2 separate regions of the Homo sapiens genome follow, and region 1 is linked to region 2. A link is a contact called in ENCODE Hi-C or POLR2A ChIA-PET data. All regions are on one chromosome and are shown on one strand. The core of a region is the stretch at or near the end of the contact, and the rest is flanking DNA. Distances in the headings are between cores, read along the strand shown. Region 1 overlaps FBXL13 (F-box and leucine rich repeat protein 13). Region 2 overlaps FBXL13 (F-box and leucine rich repeat protein 13).

What was found. Hi-C counts contacts between places; a loop is a spot of excess contacts on that map. ChIA-PET counts read pairs that join two places held with the same protein, here RNA polymerase II (POLR2A).
Region 1: a map of ascending aorta shows a loop between it and region 2 (1.9-fold over the local background). The contact joins two enhancer-like sites. A Hi-C loop is called at or near these places in 3 of 168 maps with a recorded cell type or tissue (DLD1, ascending aorta and endothelial cell of hepatic sinusoid). POLR2A ChIA-PET finds 5 or more read pairs at or near these places in 3 of 52 experiments (AG04449, OCI-LY7 and activated T-cell).

Annotation. Positions count from the first base shown.
Region 1 is chr7:102,873,526-102,877,593 of GRCh38, reverse strand. It overlaps FBXL13 (F-box and leucine rich repeat protein 13), which reads left to right. Exons shown (of 21, transcript NM_001394494.2): 17 at 1-127. Among named protein-coding and RNA genes, the nearest start is that of LRRC17, 37 kb to the left of the region's middle. RefSeq lists an enhancer at 839-2,038. Within about 2 kb of position 1,698, at least 7 of the 41 ENCODE cell types and tissues checked have a DNase peak (open chromatin) inside an H3K27ac peak, as active enhancers do.
Region 2 is chr7:102,932,033-102,936,238 of GRCh38, reverse strand. All of the region lies in intron 9 of FBXL13 (F-box and leucine rich repeat protein 13), which reads left to right. LRRC17 (leucine rich repeat containing 17) reads right to left here. Exons shown (of 4, transcript NM_001031692.3): 2 at 1,554-2,465. The coding sequence starts at 2,325. Among named protein-coding and RNA genes, the nearest start is that of LRRC17, 21 kb to the right of the region's middle. Within about 2 kb of position 2,283, at least 16 of the 41 ENCODE cell types and tissues checked have a DNase peak (open chromatin) inside an H3K27ac peak, as active enhancers do.

The DNA.
Region 1 (4,068 bases), core at 449-2,948, 58 kb after region 2:
CTGCCCTAATTTAAACTACTTGAGTTTACGAAATTGTGAACATTTGACTGCCCAAGGAATTGGATATATTGTAAACATCTTTTCCTTGGTATCAATAGATCTCTCTGGAACAGACATCTCTAATGAGGTAAAAAAATTCAAAACAGTACAATGACTTTTATTGTTTTCTATAATACAATTATTTGCTATTTTGTAAATAATGGAGAGAACAATAATATGTTTTATTTGTTATTCTATTATAAAAGTTAAGTTTAGGGATATTGTTTCTAGAAGGGTGATAGAAAAGTTTCTTTGAATCAACAGTCATGTTTCTCTGTTTAAAAAATAGCAAAATACAGTATTTTGGGGAAAGTCATGACAGATAAGAGTATGTCATGATAATTTGAGATTTGTTTCATTACAGAAGTTTGGTCAGTATGGAGATAATATATGTTAGATGGCTTAACTATATTTTTCTTACGGATTGCACATTTTATGAGACTACCCGAATGCCTTGAGATCTAAGTCTTTAGTTCAAGACTAAACTCTAGAAATGGCCTCAACAAATCTACAAAAGGATATGGAATTCATTTCCTGCAAGCTGCTGATTGTATTCATCAGGGTTGAGACTCAGGCCACATCCATCTTATCCCTCTGGGACTGCCCCATTTACTAATCAAAAGGAGGATAACCCTGAGAGATTTGCCATGTTTCTGAAAGAACTATGGGCTATAGTTATACAAGGAATATATGGACTTCTCTTGAAAATCATGCATTTGGAGGGATATAGGAAGACAATATCTTATATCCTATATCCTTCCTATATAGGAGGGATATAGGAAGATATAGGGAGGTAAGGATCCCTCCTCCATCTGCTTGCTAAATCCCTATTCATCCCTGAAATATCAACTGTCTATGAGGGCCTTCTCTGAGAAGCCCTACCTTGCAGGCAAGCACTGGAATTTCTCTGCTTGCATCTCCAGCCCCAGTGTATCCTTTAACATGAACCGTTTCTATTTCTCACTGCATTGCAGACATCTGTTATGTGTTTATCCTTCGTCAACATTCGGTGGGGTCTTTTAAATGAAGGACTAGATCTGTTCATTGGTCTAGGTTCTTTCCTTTCTTTATCTATGAATGAACTTGGATTCAGCCTCCTTTCTGCTAGATGACCTCCTCTTCCCTTCCATATCGTCCATGAGTGATGTGAGATTGTGGGTAGGAAGCAGTACCATGGAGTCAACTCATTATGGCAGGGTCAGTGTCTGGTCTTCTCAATGTTGTCTTCTGTCCAAGCTGGAATTCACTGAGATGTACGAGGGCCCATTTGGTGTTTAGTTTCCCGTCCAGGTGGATCCCTGATGTCTCTTCCTTGTTCCAACTCCAAGGCCCCTTCAAGTCTTCAGGTTTCCCTGTCGTGTCTGCCTTGCTCTGGGCTCCTCTGGGTCTTCCTGGGTCATGGAGATCCTGTGAGGCTGTCTTAGGTCCACAGTCCTAGACACCTGCTGGAGACATTTTCTTGCTCCCACATCATGAATGTGTTTGCCCTCAAACTCATGACTCACCCTCCCCTTGCTCTGCTACAGGGTGACTCACACAAGTCAACTAGATTCCATGTTAGGGTTGGTGCTTGTGAGACATTTCTGAGTGATTACAGGGCCAGTAGAAGGGACATTCCAGGGTTTTCCTCTACCTTTCTTTGCATCATCATCATCAGCTGCATTTCCTTAGTGTTCTACTCCCCTCTGAACCACAGGCCTGCTGTGGTTCCAGCTTCCCTGAATGAAGTCGGCCTCTGGGCTTCAATAACATCATATCTTCCCATTGTCCTTCCAGCATAGGGACAGTAGTGGCTTCCTACTGCTGCTAAGCTCTAGATTTTGTCACTGTCCCATTTGGCTTCTCAGTTTCTCTACCACCTATGTAGCCATTCCCCCATTAAAATTAAATCTCCTCAGTTTTGCATGCTCAGGGTTGTTTCTGCTTTTCCCGTTGACTCTTAACTGATACAATGACGAGCACAGGAACACTCTGTCTTATTGCTTTTATGAACCCTACTGGGAAAGGTGGAATGGGTTCCCATCTACTTAGGCCCCCAAGCCTACCCGGGGGTTCCAACTTTCTCTCTAGCTGGATAGAAAGTGAGAAGGTCTAGAACAGACCCCCCATATGATGAATTTCTCAGCATTTGCTTCCCTCTGGCTCTCCCCTCCCCTCCTCTTTTCCCCTGTCCTCTCCTTTCCTCCTCTCCCTTCTCATCTTCTTCCCCTCCACCTCTTCTCTCCCCTTTTCTCATATTTGCTCCTTTCCTTTTGACATAGATTCTTTTCCTAATCTGGGGGTGGAAAAAATGTTCCAACTGATTACATGGTTTTGAAAAATGTTATGCCCCAAGTCTTTCAGGGCTTGGGCTTTTGAAGCTTAAAGGCCCAGGATTTTTATCCTGTGTTCTTTTGTAAGAACCTTTTCCTGACACATAGGAGCAGAATCGCCAGCTGTTGTCTGAAGGGTCACAGAGTGACAAGAAGTAGAGAATCAAAGCACATTATAAAACACATCAAAATATAATTCCCCCACAGCACTTACCACAAGGCTGAAGTGCCTGGGGGAATATTTGTTGACTGAATGGAGTAAAGGTTAAAATGCTTTATTTAGTTTTTAGCATTTGAGGAAAGCTCAGGTTTTATTTTTAAAGACTGTATATTAAAATTTTATCTACAGAGGACAAGTTAAAAACTTAGGAATATAGGCCAGGCACGATGGCTCATGCCTGTAATCCCAGCACTTTGGGAGACTGAGGCAGGCGGGTCACTTGAGCCCAAGAATTTGAGACCAGCCTGGGTAACATGATGAAACCCCATCTCTACAAAACATACAAAAATTAGCCGGGTGTGGTGATGTGCACCTATAGACCCAGCTACTCAGGAGGCTGACAGGTGGGAGTATGGCTTGAGCCCAGAAGGTTGAGGCTGCAGTGAGCTGTGATTGTACCACTGTACTCCAGCCTGGGAAACCTGGGCAACAGAGTAAGATCCTGTCTCAAGAAAACAAAAAACAAAAAACTTAGGAGTATGGCCTCGAGTTCTAGTCTCTGTTTTTATTTTCTTCTGAAGCATATATGTAATTTAAGAGAATTGTAAATGGATATCTATGGGGAAGTATACTAATTGTTTTCTGCTAAAAGATTGAAAAAAATAAGTCTTCTGTTGTTTTCTTCCTCCAAGTCAGTTAAACTCTGAACTAAAAGGCAAATGATTGACAATTACAGTGCTACAACAGCTGAGGAAGCTAACCTCAAACAGTGAAGTTAAAATGAGTCAGCCCGGATGTCAACTTGGGCAGCTAAACACCAGCCTGATTGATTATAGGTCTGAGTAAGTGCAAATTTGACTACAGACGTAACATTCAGGATTTAAACTCTGGAATGTTACAGATACCCACCAAAGATCAAATGTGACCAGTTGTGCCATTTGGGAGAAAATTTCCCATGTTTTCTAATAATTATGTTCATTCTCAATTCTTAATGGTGAATTTTCAGTTAGAATCACACTACACATTTAGTTAACAAGTATTTACTCTGACTACATTGTGCTCAGTGCTGAGAATACTGGAATGAACAAAACAGACATGATTCCTCTTCCTAGTACTTACATTCTAGTGGGAAGACAGGAGTAGGGCAAGTGGTTACAAAGTATGATGAGTGTGAAAAACAGAGAGGGGAAAGCTAACCTAGCTCAGAGATTCTTTTCCCAGAGAAGAAAGGTGTTCTGTGAGCCAAAGAAGCAGCCTGCACAAAGGCATGGAGGTTTAAAAGTGTGAGATATCAAGAAACCTACACATTTGGGTATGGCTTATTGGCGAGAAGTATGGTGAGAGATGATGTTTGAGAGGTAGACAGGGGTCAGGTCACTGAGGGCCCAGAGGCCACATTAAGGAATTTGAACTCTGCTCTTTGGACCGTGGAAGGACATTCAGTATTGTCAGTTAGAACAGTAACATGGTCAGATTTATATTCCGAAAAGCTCACTTCTATCTGCTAGACAGATATGGGAATCACAGATGCATAGTGACCAATTATCAAGTAGTCAT
Region 2 (4,206 bases), core at 1,034-3,533:
AGTTGTAGACAGCATGCGTGTGTGGGTACCTGGAGCCTAGAATGGCATGTCCCAGGTTATGAAGCTGTATGTAACTGCTTTCCTATGGCACTGAATTATATACAGTTCACAGGGTGTCTTGGTAAGCAAACCTCCCTGTGCCACATGGCTGCTGCTGTGGGATCTAACCAGGTGCCATCTTTACAGCTGGGGTGGGGGGCAGGGGAGCGGGGCAGTGGGGCAAGGCTTGAGCATGACTTTGCTGGTAAATGAGCAAATTTACTTCTGGTTCAGGATGCCTGACAACATTAATAAATTCCTGCCTAACATTCTCTCGAGAGGAGCCACGGCCTCCTCTCTGAACTTCCCCTTTCTCTTGCCCTTAAAGAAACAAAACATAGCAAAATTTCCCAAAATAAGTGGAAGAAATGATACTGTGCTCTATATGAACCTCACTTAATGACATCTGGCTTTAATATTACAAATAAATTATTAAACCATGCCAGAAATGAAACATATAGACATTGTTACATGGTTCGTTATTGTAGGGTAGATTAGCAGTTCCCAGACCACTCTTTGAGAACATCAATCTTCACTAACATGTCAAGAGCATTACTAAAATCTCCCGTCTGTTTTCTTAGCTCATGACTTTATCTTGCATGTGCAAATCCTGCATAATACTAGCACAAGATTGCATCGGTTGCAAAACCCAGTAATGATTTGCAGGAAGTAGGTAATATTCTAGAAAGATTTCCTTAGTCTCATAGTTCTCAGGTTAAATATTTTAAATTTAGTTCTTTAAATTTTTATTGTTTTATTCTGGGTAATTTGGAAATAATTAAGATATAGGATGTTAAGAGGCATTTATTAAAATCAGCTACTCGAGAGGCTGAGGCAGGAGAAGTGCTCGAACCCGGGAGGTGGAGGTTGCAGTGAGCCAAGATTGCGCCACTGCACTCCAGCCTGGGCATCAGAGCGAGAGTCCATCTCAAAAAAAAAAAAAAAAAAAAAAAAAAAGAAAGAAAAAAAAAAAGGAGCATGAGCATAGGAGCATTTATTAAAACCTTGGGACTAAATGATAAGAAATACCGAAGGGCCATCACTTTCACTCTGTCTCAGAGTGCTCTCACAGTCCTGTCCTGCAGATGTTTTCTCTTTGAGGTGATCTTCTCACAGATGCACACCATGTTTTGGCTTTAATCGGTGTAAGTCAGGTTATATAGATGGCATTTGCACTTATTTTCATACCCCTTGGTTTACCTACCTAAATTAAATTGGAGTTAAGATGAAAGGAATTCCTTACAGTGACAGCTTGCGATGTGCAAATGAGTAGAACCCAAATGGCTGCCCTCCTGAGGATACCTCCTTCCCTCCTGTCATTGTCCTTTAATTACCAACTGCCTTGAGTCTGGACCCCAGAAAAACTTGTGGTAAATTCCATTGTCAATAGGGAAGGATTTCTGGTGGAAGTGACATCACGAATTCCAAGACATGGTGGGATGTAGGGAGGATTATAAGATTCAAAGAGCATTTCAAGTTATTCATGAAAATGAAAAAGTAAGAAAAGTACAAACCTTTCCTTTTGCAGTCCAGTGTTTGTATGGGAAACACATAATTGTGGCAAAAAGTTGAGTCCACCTCAGGCTTGATGACTGGGGGTCTCCCTGACACTTGGGGTTTCGGGTCCAATTGTTCCTTTTCTTCTTCATTACACAACTGTTCAGATTTTATCTGCCGCAGTTTTTTATTTTTTTGTTCTTGTGGACTTTCACACTTGGCGTAGTTCCCCAAATTCCGGTTCCTGGGAATCTGCAACATTGAAATAAGCGTTTCTATCTCACAAGTACAGTGCCAGGGGTTGTCATAAAGACGCAGGTAGCTCAAGAGAGGTGTGTAAATGAACACTTCCTCCGTCAAGACTTTGATCTGGTTGTGCTGCAGTAAGAGGGTGGTGAGTTTGTTTAAACCAAAGAACGCCTCACTCTCAATTTTAGAGATCTCATTCTGCTGCAGATCCAGGCTTTTCAGCTTTTTAAACTTGGAAAACATGTTGTTCTTCAATGTGCGGATCTTGTTTCTTGCTAGCAGCATGTGCAGCAAATCCTGAGGCCAACCAGGCAGCACATAAACTAATTTTCTTTCTTGACAATCTAAGTATTTCTCATGGAGATATGTGTACACGTCACACGGGAGGCCTGGTGCGTAGCGTTTGACCGGGTTGGAGCCTCTCCGGCCTCCACCCGCCCGGCCATGATTCACTCGGCTTCTCACACTGCCTGGGCTTGCTTTGCGCAGCTCAGCCGCTTTGCAAAAGCAGAGCAAGATTACAATGGTAACCACACGCATCCTGACATCCAGCTGGCCCCAATTACTTCGTGTTACAGACGGAACAATGAAAGTATTCCTTTGAAATCCAAGTCTGGGTAATCTTAACTAATGCAGTTCTGGAACAATGAGACCCAGCTGGGGTACGTGGAGTCCCTAGGCTGGAAGAGAAAAAAATATATATTAAAAATTAAGGCCCATTGCAAGCACTGTATTACTGACAGATAAGAACAGACTTTTTAAGGCAAAGGCCTTCTAGTTCCACAGAACAGTGACGTAGAAAGCTCCTTCCCCTCTTAGTTGCCTGGGTTAGAGGCCAAATGTTTGTGCCCTGAGTTTGAATCAAGGCTCTCTTACCTGCTTAACTGTATCAACCTGGGTCATCTTCAGCATCTGTAAAACGGACCGAGGATACCTCCTAATATTGTTGGGAGGATAAAATAGGCTCATGCGCATAAGATGCTTCACATGGCCACCCCGGGGGAAGTAGTCACAAATGTTAGGACTCAGCATGATGAAAACCGAAGCCTGCAGTTCACCATCACATCGGATTTAAGAAATTCAAAGAATTCTCCTTCTTTAAAAGAACACAGCCTTGAGATGCACACACAAGGGTAGGACTTGAATTGTTGTCTTCCTGAGCCTTTTTTTTTTCTATCCTTTTCTGTCTCCCAGTCACCAACCATGTTGGGTGTGGGCTCCAGAGATGCTTGGAGTAAATGGCACTGTCCTTGTCATCTCCTGCATGTCTTGGCTCAAATGTTACCTTTTCAGTGAAAACTTCCTGTTCAGCCCTATTTTAAATCACACTTCTTCCCACTTGTTGGGTGCTCCCAATCCCTTTTCTTCTTTCTTCTCCATGGCACTTACCACCATCTGTCAAAGTAGATATGGTATTTAACTTCTTTTGTTTACTGTTAGTGTCTCCCCGCTAGAAAGTAAACTCCTTAAGGGAAAATATTTGTGTCTATTTCGTTAACTGCTATATCTCCTTGATAAGTATTTGTTGAACTGATGAATTACTCTCAAATAACTATTCTGGCCAGGTGCGGTGGCTCATGCCTGTAATCCCAGCACTTTGGGAGGCTGAGGCAGTCAGATCTCTTGAGACCAGTCTGAGCAGCATGGGGAAACCCCGTCTCTACAAAAAATACAAAAATTAGCCGGGCATGGTGGTATGCACCTGTAGTGTCAGCTACTTGGGAATGACAGTAGGGGTTGCTGAAGTGAAAGGATCGCCTGAGCCTGGGAGGTTGAGGCTGCAGTGAGCCAACATGGTGCCACTGCACTCTAGCGTGGCTGACAGAGCAAGATCCTGTCTCAACTGTCTCAAAAAAACGAAACAAACAAACAGAATAACTATTGTATTCTGTATGTCAACTATTCTGTTTATTATTATACATGCTGAATTATTTATGATATACATGTTGAAGTATTTGGGGGGAAGTGTACTGGTGTCTGCAACTTACTTTGAAATGCATACAAAAATAAGATGATTGAGGGCTATAGATAGAGATGAATGAGTGGGTGGATATGTGATAAAGCAAATACAGTAAAAGATAAATTAGAATCCAAGTAGTGGCTATATAGATATTTATTGTACAATTCTTTCCACTTTTGTGTATGTTTGAAAATGTTCATAATAAAATGTTAAATGAAAACAAAAAAATAAAAAAGCAGGCACAAAAAACCAGGTTGGTTTTCTTCAAGTGCTTTCAAGCTAAAAGCTCTAAGTATATAGTGTTTTTCCCAAAGTAATATTTTTCTCTTTTCCCCTTACTCCTATAATCCTCAAACAATAATAAACATGTCTGTGTATTTTAATTCTGAAGCCCAAAAAAGCCATTTTTCTGGGGAAAGAAACCATATACTTAGAACATGTTACTTGCCAAGGTTTTTGTT